Regions from separate parts of the Homo sapiens genome. Here region 1 is linked to region 2. The links are chromatin contacts, found by Hi-C or POLR2A ChIA-PET in ENCODE. All regions are on one chromosome and are shown on one strand. Each heading gives the region's core, a stretch centred on a gene start or an enhancer-like site at or near the end of the contact. The rest is flanking DNA. Distances are from core to core; before and after follow the strand shown. Region 1 overlaps PMEPA1 (prostate transmembrane protein, androgen induced 1). Region 2 has its middle 39 kb from the start of NKILA.

Region 1 (4,523 bases), core at 98-2,597, 76 kb before region 2:
CGGTCTCTAGAATCATTTTAGAACCTGATGATTTTAGAATACTCCTCCAATGAGAAAAGACAAAGCTGTGCCTTTTATCCTTCTTGCTATTATCCAAATGGAAAGAACTAATGGGATTTTTGTTTCTATTGTCACTGACATCGAACACCTTTAAACATCCACTGTCAGCAAAATATCAGTCACCGTTTGAATTATTGGCAGAACGGAGTGAACTCACAGTGAGCGAGCAGTCAGTGGACATGTCGGAGGTGCATAACATCCGAAAGTTATTTAAAATAAACCAAATGTGTTTGTTAATTGAGGAGAGTGGACGACAAATGGGGAACGGGTGGGCGTGGGTGAGTGAGTCCGTGGTGGTGTTGACGGCCACAGTCTTCTTGGAGGATATTGAGCAGTGCCTGTCAACATTACACAAGCACTTCACCTTTCAACCCTGCAAGTTCAACTTCCAGAATCATATCCAGTGGAAAAATTCACAGAAGGGCCCAAAACGTATATATAGATATACACAAAACAAATATGTATATACACACACATATATATCCCTGTTCATATATATATATTGCATGGGGTGTTTTTCAAATGATCAACCAGAGACCATCTAAATGCCACCAAACACACCTTGGTACATCACATTATGGGATGAGGCCATTAAAACTGATGACATAAATCTACGCTGAGCTCTGAGCAGGGGAAACTGAGCTTGGAGCTGGATCATCTCTATTGTGGGGCCGTCCTAAGCAGCAGGGTGTTCAGCAGCAACCTGGGCTCTACCCACTAGAGGCTAGAAGCACCATCAATCCCCATTGCGACACTCAAAAATGTCTCCAGGGATTGCCAAACGCCCCCTGTGGGGCAAGTCACCCCTGGCTAAGAACTGCTGGTCCACTGTCTGGCTCCCAGGAATTGAATCCAATTCAGTCTGATAATGGATGGATGCTGGCAATTATTGTGGGGCAGAAATAATGAAACTGGAATGGTAAATAAAATATGGATCCATTTTTATAGCAAAAATGAGGATAAAAAATTAAATTGTTCATGATGACTTCTTCTAGATGAAGGGGCTATCCCTTTTACTTTTTTGTATTCGTAAATTGTTTGCATTTTTATAACAGGCATAACACTTCTAATTTTTTAAATCTTAATAACATACCAGAAAGACTCTCGCACGCGCACGTGTGTGCCTGCATGCACTCACATGTGTGTTTCCAACCGGCCGACAGTGACGCACGTATGCCCTCGCCACTCGGCAAGCACCTCGTGCTCCTTGGTAACCAGCAGATGTTTCTCTCAATTACTGATTTTCAAGAGCCTGGTGTTTCCTGACATGAGCCAGGATGGCGGGCGGCGCCCAGGGGAGGGGAAGTGAACCGGGGCTCCGTTTCCAAGGCTCTTGGACAAAAAGCGAAGCCCTGGATCAGGAAGCACAATGCGGCTGGTATTTAGCCGCTTCTCAATAGTGCCTCATTCAATCCCCGGGGCCTCATTGATGCCCGCCGCGTGCTGGAGAGCCTCTGAGGGTCAGTCGGCGACGGGCACCGTCTGGAGGGGTCTCGCCGCTAACCCGGGGTGGCTCTGTCTTTCGGGAGCAAGAGGGGCCCAGCTATTCTCGGTCTCCCCTGGGGCAGAGGCAGGGAGGTGGGCAGATGGGCAAGGTCAGGCGTCAGAGAGGCTGGAGGAAGCAGTGAGGGTCTGGGCAGGCCCCTTGCACCATCGGGCTCCCAGGAGTCGAATCCAATTCAGTAAACACTCAGCGGAGTAGCTTAGCGGTTAAAAGGAATCCTGGCGCTGTCCTGCCTGGATCCAACCCCCAGCTCTCCCCATGGCCAAACACAGGGCATCAGGAAGTGATTCGTTCACTCTCTGTGCCTCGGTTTCCACATCTGGAAAAGCGGAATACCACTAGCACCCACGCACGGGTTGCTGTGTGGATGCAGTGGAGTGAAGAGCCATAAAGTACAATGAACGGCACCTGGTGCATACTTAGGTGCGCAGTAAGTATCAGCCGCCAGTAAGAGGGCTGCTCCCTGGGCCCAACATGCCGGTTCTCCTGGGCCCCCGCCCCGACTTCATCACCAATTGCCCCTGACTGTGGTCCAAGCCTCTTGGCCGCCAGCACCCTGGCCGCACTGGGAGCAGAAGGCCTGCCTTCTTGGGGCCACACCTTTGCCCGGGCTGGCCCACCTGCCTGGGGTGCCTGCCCTCCTCCTGCTGCCCATTCTCGGTGGCCTGCGTCTACCCCATTTCCAATGGCCCAGCCCCTGCAGCCACTTCCTTCTCTGGCTGTCTCTGGCAGTTTTAAACTCTCCCATGTGGTGGTTAATTTTGTAAATACCACCCAAGACATCTGCTATGACTTCTAAGAAAATGTCTAAGTCATGACTTAGCCTTTCCTCGGTCTATGTCTTGCTGCCATCGTTGGTGTGGCCACTCTGTCAGATGCAATCGCCTCGTCCTGCAGCCTCCTCAAAGCCGGCATGAGCCCGGCATGCAGGAGTCCAGTCTCTAACTGGTAGACTCCTCTTTAACCCTCAAAGCCCAGGGCTGGTCGCCTGAGAACTGCCACATCCTGCATAGTAGTAGTAACTACTGTGGTGTCAAGCACAGGCCACCACCACGTGGGACTCCCAGCTACAAGGAAAAGAGTGTCCCATCATGAGTGTCCCTTTACCAGTGTCCCTGGCACCTGGTCCACAGCCAGCAAAGAGACCCACAGCCAGTCAACACATGATCAGCCAAGCTACTACCTCCAGAGCAGTACAGAGGCTCACGGTGTGAACCTGGATGTGGCACACACCTGCACCCTAGTCCGGACCCTGCTACCTGCCACCTGAGTGCTACCCTCCCCTCTCTGGGCTTGTTTTCCCACCTTCAGACCCCAAGAGCAAATGGGGCCTCACTCATGCAACCAACATGGGAGTTCCATAGTAAATGCCTCTCCCAAAGCCTGACAAGTGGTGGCCACTATTGGGTTGTTGCTAATAGTAACATTATAGAGGTGGCCATTCCCACCTCCCTTCCCAAACCCTCTGTTTGGAGCAGAAAGCAAAGGACCTCGTGTTATAGACCTCTGTGCCCCTCCAACATATGTTGAAGCCCTGACCCCTGGTGTGGCTGCATGTAAAGACGGAGCCTCTAGGGAAGTAATTAAGGTTAAAAGAGGTCATAAAGGTGGGGGCCTGATCCAACAGGATTAGTGACCTGATAAGAAGAGACAGCATAGAGCTCATTCTCTCCCCCCTCCTTCCATGTGCTGGCACCAAGGAACGGCCATGTGAGGACGCAGCCAGGAGGTGGCCATCTACAAGCCACAAAGCAGTTCTCACCAGAACCCAAACTTGCTGGCCCCTTGATCTTGGACTTCCCAACCTCCAGAACTGCAGGAAAACAAATGTCTACTGTCTAAGCCACACAGTCCGGGGTTATTTTATTACAGCGGCCTGAGCAGAATAATACACCTTGTTTAGACAGACAGAGGGGGCTGAACAGAGGGAAATGAGCTGCAAGGTGAGGAGGCAGGACCCCTGCCCTGGATGATGGACTTGCAGAATCCCAGCTACACCCCTTTGGGACAGAATATTAGCAACCTGCCCTCTGTCTCCATGCAGGGACGCCCAGGGGGATGTCTTATTTTATTTTCCATGAAAGACATTTTCTTCTGTCATCTAAATCTATCCTCAGGCCCTTTCCCTTCCTATTCCCTCACTGCGGCAGCGCATATATTTATCGTGCCCCTGCTGTATGCCAGGCCCTGCATGAGCACTGAGAATTCACGATGATTGAGGCCAGGCCTCAGGAGCGAGGGCACGCAAATTCTACTGTGATCTGTCCTCTCTGGAGCACAGCAATTTGATCCTGTACCCCAGAAATCAGGCTGGACTTATATCTGGACAGATGAATGTGGACATACGAGGAATAGCTTGGAATCTTCTAAAGCCGTTCTGACCACAGTGAACGTGCAGTAGGTACAGTGAGCTCCTGCTGTGTTTCATGCCCCATATGGAGGGGTTTCTGTCATCTCATTTAATTTTCTCAGCAGCTTCCCAGGAAGTACGCTTGTCTTATTATCATCCCATTTTTGGGATAAGGAATCTGAGGCTCGGAGAGGTGCAACAATGTCACCGCCCACCCTCCACCCGTCCCGCCCAGAAAAGTCACAGAAGTTCAGGTGGCAAGGGCCAGACTTTCCCTGTGCCTGGGACACAGAGCCCGGTGCTGTGATATCTGTTCTCACTAGTCACAAGAGTGGACAACAAACTCAAAACAAAGTACCCACCCCGAAAAGCAGCCTCCAGCAGCCCCGACCCCTCCACCGGCAGCCATGCCTTCACCTCCTCCGACCTCTTGGAAGCAGCAAAAGGCAAGGCCTGAGTCCGTCAGGAGCCCGACTGAGCTGGAAGGTCACTGCCATCATGACCCACGTGCCCCCCAACCATGCCAACTTGCTGACCCTAGCCTGGCGCTTGGCTCATCACCTTCATGTGGGGCTCAGAGGCCCAGGAAGACCCCTGGCCCACAGGCGG
Region 2 (4,825 bases), core at 870-3,369:
CCCCTAGAACTGTCCCTGGTATGCAGTAGGCACTTAATAATCATTAAATAACTGAATGAATGAATGTACGAATAAATGAATACCTATGTGAAAGGAGCCATTCTGCTGTCTTGTCCTTTGGGAAGGGCAGAGATTTGAAGCTGGGTGGGGACTTGGGGGCTCCTCCTACCTTTGCCTGATGGGCTCATGATCTGCTGGGCGAGACCACTCAGGCCAACTCTTAAAGCCCAGAGCCCCTCGGGATCTGCTCTAGTTCTACCAAGGGGTTTCACCCTCCCTGGTACTGGGCTCTGGGTGGACCAGAAGGTCTGTGTACTCCCAGAGGGGCCAGCAGAGTGGCCTGTGAATGACCTCTCCCCCACCCCCACCCCAGCCAGGACTGTTTACTCCTAATACATTAGATTTCCAGATGGGAATCATTTGGGCAATCGTGCACTTTTATATCCTTGAAAGGAAAAGAGAAAATGGCAATGCTTCCCTTTCTGCCCTTCCCCTCAAGGTCTGCCAGGATGACATCAGACCCCCAACCTCACCAGGGGGCTTCCTCACCAGGGGTTGGCGGGGACCAGAGGGGCAGAGCTTTGAGGGAGGCCGGAGAGAGGGCCTGCCCCTTCCCCTGCTTCCCAAAAAGGAAATCATGAACTTGGAAATGTTGGAAGCATGTCCTCTGTTAACCTTCTGCACACCTCAGTCGTCTGCACTTCACCGTCATACTTTCTGCCATGTCTGGCTGCCACTCATACTATTTCTTCGCTTTTTTCTTTAAGATAAGTTAACAAAGTTTTTATATAGCATTAAAAATGTTTTCATTATGGAAAATTTTAAATACATACAAAAGTGGCCTGAATAATATAATGTAATCTAATCTAATACAATATACTCATAATATATAATGTATGTATTATATATAACATGTCATATTAAATGTTGCAATATAAGATACAATATTTGAAATGATATGTAATATACCCATCACTTCGCTTCAAAAAGTGTCCACTCGTGGCTGATCTTGTTTCTTCCATGTCTTCACTCGCTCCTCCACTGCAGATTACTCTGAGGCATACCCCAGAAATCATGTCTTTGCATCCACAAATATTTCAGTATCTCTCTCCCTCTGAAATGTTCGACTAACTTACAAAACTTAATTTGTCTTAAAAGTGAACTCTGTATCACTACCCTAAGAGGAAATCTGGGTAACTTTCCAAAACTAGATGGAAAAATAAACACCGCGAAAGTAAAATAGTGTTACCCATGTCTACGTGAGCGTGAGCCTGCTCTCTTGGTTCAAAAAAGGAATCCAAGTGCTCAGGGAGTGTTGAGGACAAGTTGGCACCCAACTGAGACTTTCTCCTTCACAGATAATTAGGAAGGGTGAAAGACAATTGGGAGGGGAAAACTTTCTCTCTGTTTGGTTCGTTGTTACCTGATACTGAACCATAACCTCACTCCTACCGGCACGTCTGCCCGGGGTGCCGGCCACTCCTGGGTGCCACAGCTGCAAGCATAGGCACCCACGGGCAGGGCTGGCTTTCAGGGACGTGCTGCTGCTGGTGCAGGAGGCCCGCCTGGGTTCAGATCCTGGCGTAGCCCTTCCTGAGTATGTGAGCTTGGGCACACAGCAAACTCCCCGGCCTCAGTTTCCTCATCAGGGAAATGGGGGCAGGAGTAGTGGTACCACGCATGGCTGTTGTGAGGCTCACGAGATATTCCAAGTATAGAGTTTAGAACGGAGCGTGACAGAGCAAAATCTCAATGAATGGCAGCTGGTGGTGGTGTTGTTTTTATTGTTATTATTACTAGCAGCTAAGTAGACATCCCGATTTCTTCCAAAGTGTCCCCTCAACAGTGGAGCTGGAGTTACCTTTTCTCCCTGGTCTTCCTGGTGGGGGCTAAGTCTTGCCCTTTCTCCTGCCCCAGGCATTTTGGTTTCTGAATTCCTGGAACTTTGCACCGCAGCATCGGGGCTCTCATGATCCCCTGAGCCACTTAGCCTGCCAGCCTGTGAGTCACCTCTGTCTACTGGGGAAAACCAAGCGGCCCAGAAAAAAAAATTCCAGACTCCCATGGGCGTCCCCAGCTGCCTGCTGCCGGGATGAGCAGCGCCACCGCCACCCCCATCCCTGCCAGACAGCTGGGCAGGCTGCCAGGTCCGCGGCTCACACCCAGGATGGCAGCAGACAGCTCCACTGGGCTGGGCTCTGCGTGTGTGTGCGTGTGTGTGTGCGCGCGCGTGTGTGTGCACGCGTGCGCCGCGTTCTTTCCCCTCTGCTGGCCTGGGTTGTTTCGCTCTGGGCTGCGCATTCATTTTTAGATTCCGGCCTCCTCCCTCCCCGCCATCTCCCGCTTCTATTCTTAGAAAGCAAACTGGGGTGTGCTTGGGCTTCGCAGGGAAGTCAGACAGAAGTTTGCCCACGTGCTCCGGCCGCCTGAGATATGGAGTTAATTAAAAAGGAGGCTTTGAGCGGCAGGTTCATTGGCCGGAAACGCAGCTGGCGGGGGCCAGGGCGAGCCTGGGGTGCCCGGCCCCCCTGCTCTAGGTGGACTTGGGGAGCTGAGTGGAGGCTCTGCCCAGCCCAGCTCCCAGGGCCTGAGAGGGCAAGGCTCTTGGGAGGGCCTGCCCTGCCTGGATGGGTTGGGGTGGCCGTGAGTGTTGGTTAAATATGAACTCTTCAAGCATGTTGAGCTGCTGAGAGATTTTTAATTAGATAAATAAATTGTAAAGGGTTTGGAGGAGGGTTGCCTTCAGGAAGCTGAGCTGGCTGAAATGTGCTGTCTGCGGAAGGAAGCCGACCTTCCTCAATGCCAGCCTGGCAGTGCAAGGGCAGGAAGGCAGGGAGAGAGGAGAGGAGGGAGGGAGGGGTGAAGGGAGAGAGATGGGAGGAGGAGGAGGGTCTGGGGGTACTGGAGTGTCTCAGTGTCAGAGGCGTTGGAACCAGAGCGACTCCATCTTGAGTGAGGGCTGGAAAATGAGGCCGAGACCTGCTGGGCTGCGTTCCCAGAAAGTCAGGCATTCTGAGCCTCTAGATGTTTATGGTTAAGGAACAAATTAATAATGTTTACTAAACAGACCCAGACTTGGGAGTGTCCAGATATCCTGATATCTGGAGAACAAAGGCATTCCTAATTTTACTTTAAAGATAATAATATCGATTCTTGTAAAATACAGTAATTAAGAAAACTAATCCTTTATCACAAACCCTCGTAGCAGAGCACATCTGCCCATATATACAAGCATTGTACCTAGGGTGGACGCGTTCCTCCTCTTACTTTCGGGAATGTCCTCCTCTGTCTGTGGAGTAGCTGTCCTTTCACCACTTGACTTTCTTAGTAAATTTGCTTTTACTTTGCACTGTGGACTCACCCTTTCTTGCGCAACTGCGATCCAAGAACCTTCACTTGGGGTCTGGATGGGGACCGCTTTCCTGTAACAGCAGAAGAGAGTGAGCAGCTGGAAGGAAATGTGCCTGAAGAGAGGGGGAGTGCCTGGTTGAAGGAACCAGCCTGAATGGGTTCAAAATCCTGGCTCTGAATTTTCCAGTTGTGTAACCTTGGTCACAGCACTTAACCTCTCTGTGTGCCCATTTGCTTATCTGTGAAATGGGCACGTTTATCATAATGGTGCCCCTCTTTAACTTAAGACAAAGGGCTTCAGCAGCATCTGGCACAAAGCAGGGATTATGAAGTCACCCAAATTTATGTCTGCAGCAGGGAACAGAGGAAAAACAGAGGCAAGGACCCTATGGTGTTTAGAGACAATGGTTACCCCTCTCTGTCTTAGCCCAGCAAATCCCAGCGGCATTGCACGTAGGAAGGGGAGGCAGCCCTATCAGGACTTAATCTTCTTGGAGAAGAAGCAGGTGAGACCAAGAGGGTTCCTTCTCTGGGGCTGATCCTCCATTGACTGAAAGAGATACAACATTCTCTGAGAGCTCAGAAGCCTTCTCCTCCAGGAAACATTCCCTGACAGCCAGCTCCGTGCAGTGGCTCCCTCCTCTCCCCTTACCATACATCGTACTGTAGGACAGTGTCTCTCTCTTATTTAAAGTTGTGTGTTTTCTTACTTAAGACATTTTCACAAGTATTGTGCCAACACATTCTCATTATAAAAAATTAAAAATTTCAGAAGCCTGAGGAATAAAATGAAGAGGTCTTATCCCTCATTCTACACCCTTCTCAACAGTTTGATATGTAACTACTCCTTATATGCCATTTTATTTTGTGCATACATGTGATTGTAGTATACATATTAGGTAAACCAAGTGAGCTTCAAAATAATGTCTTGATATCACTTCATGATGGTGCTTATTATAACTTATTGTTTTATTTTTAATTTTTATAAAGATTTTCCTCAAACCTATGGTATAGACATACAGTAAAAAAAAAAACTGTGCAAAAGGATAAAAAGTGAAAATGAAGTGTCTTGACAATGCTGCCATTTCTCTTCCCCAGAAGCAAGCCTGCTGCCGATTTCTCATGCATCCTCCTGGAGCTGGTCTGTGCACATACAGGCACGTGTTGTGTCTCCACCCCCCCTTTCTCTGTGCACGTTAGTAGCAGCACATACTATCTATGCTGCCCAGCTCCTAGCTTATTTTCACTTAACTCTGCATCTTGGGAGATCATTCCTCATCAATACAAAGCACAGCAGCCTACTTTTTGATGGCTCCCTAGTATTCCTTTGTACAGTTGGGCCATAAGTTATTTAACAGCCTAGTGCTGGGTGTGGGGATTTCCAAGCACATCACCACATCCTTTGACATTCCTCCCCTGGAAACTTAAGGTCTATATTCTCTCCCTTGAGTGTGGGTGGGCTTGTGACTGCTTC

What was found. A loop is a pair of places that touch in the nucleus more often than their neighbours do. ChIA-PET counts read pairs that join two places held with the same protein, here RNA polymerase II (POLR2A). Pooled maps may share reads with other maps.
Region 1: a map of endothelial cell of umbilical vein shows a loop between it and region 2 (8-fold over the local background). The contact joins two enhancer-like sites. A Hi-C loop is called at or near these places in 3 of 168 maps with a recorded cell type or tissue (endothelial cell of umbilical vein, esophagus muscularis mucosa and sigmoid colon), 6 of 37 single-sample maps with no recorded cell type and 14 of 50 pooled maps. POLR2A ChIA-PET finds 5 or more read pairs at or near these places in 1 of 52 experiments (Panc1).

Annotation. Positions count from the first base shown.
Region 1 is chr20:57,671,029-57,675,551 of GRCh38, forward strand. The region is part of intron 1 of PMEPA1 (prostate transmembrane protein, androgen induced 1); the gene reads right to left. Among named protein-coding and RNA genes, the nearest start is that of PMEPA1, 37 kb to the right of the region's middle. Within about 2 kb of position 1,348, at least 2 of the 41 ENCODE cell types and tissues checked have a DNase peak (open chromatin) inside an H3K27ac peak, as active enhancers do.
Region 2 is chr20:57,746,677-57,751,501 of GRCh38, forward strand. No RefSeq gene overlaps it. Among named protein-coding and RNA genes, the nearest start is that of NKILA, 39 kb to the left of the region's middle. RefSeq lists enhancers at 997-1,856, 1,857-2,714. Within about 2 kb of position 2,120, at least 25 of the 41 ENCODE cell types and tissues checked have a DNase peak (open chromatin) inside an H3K27ac peak, as active enhancers do.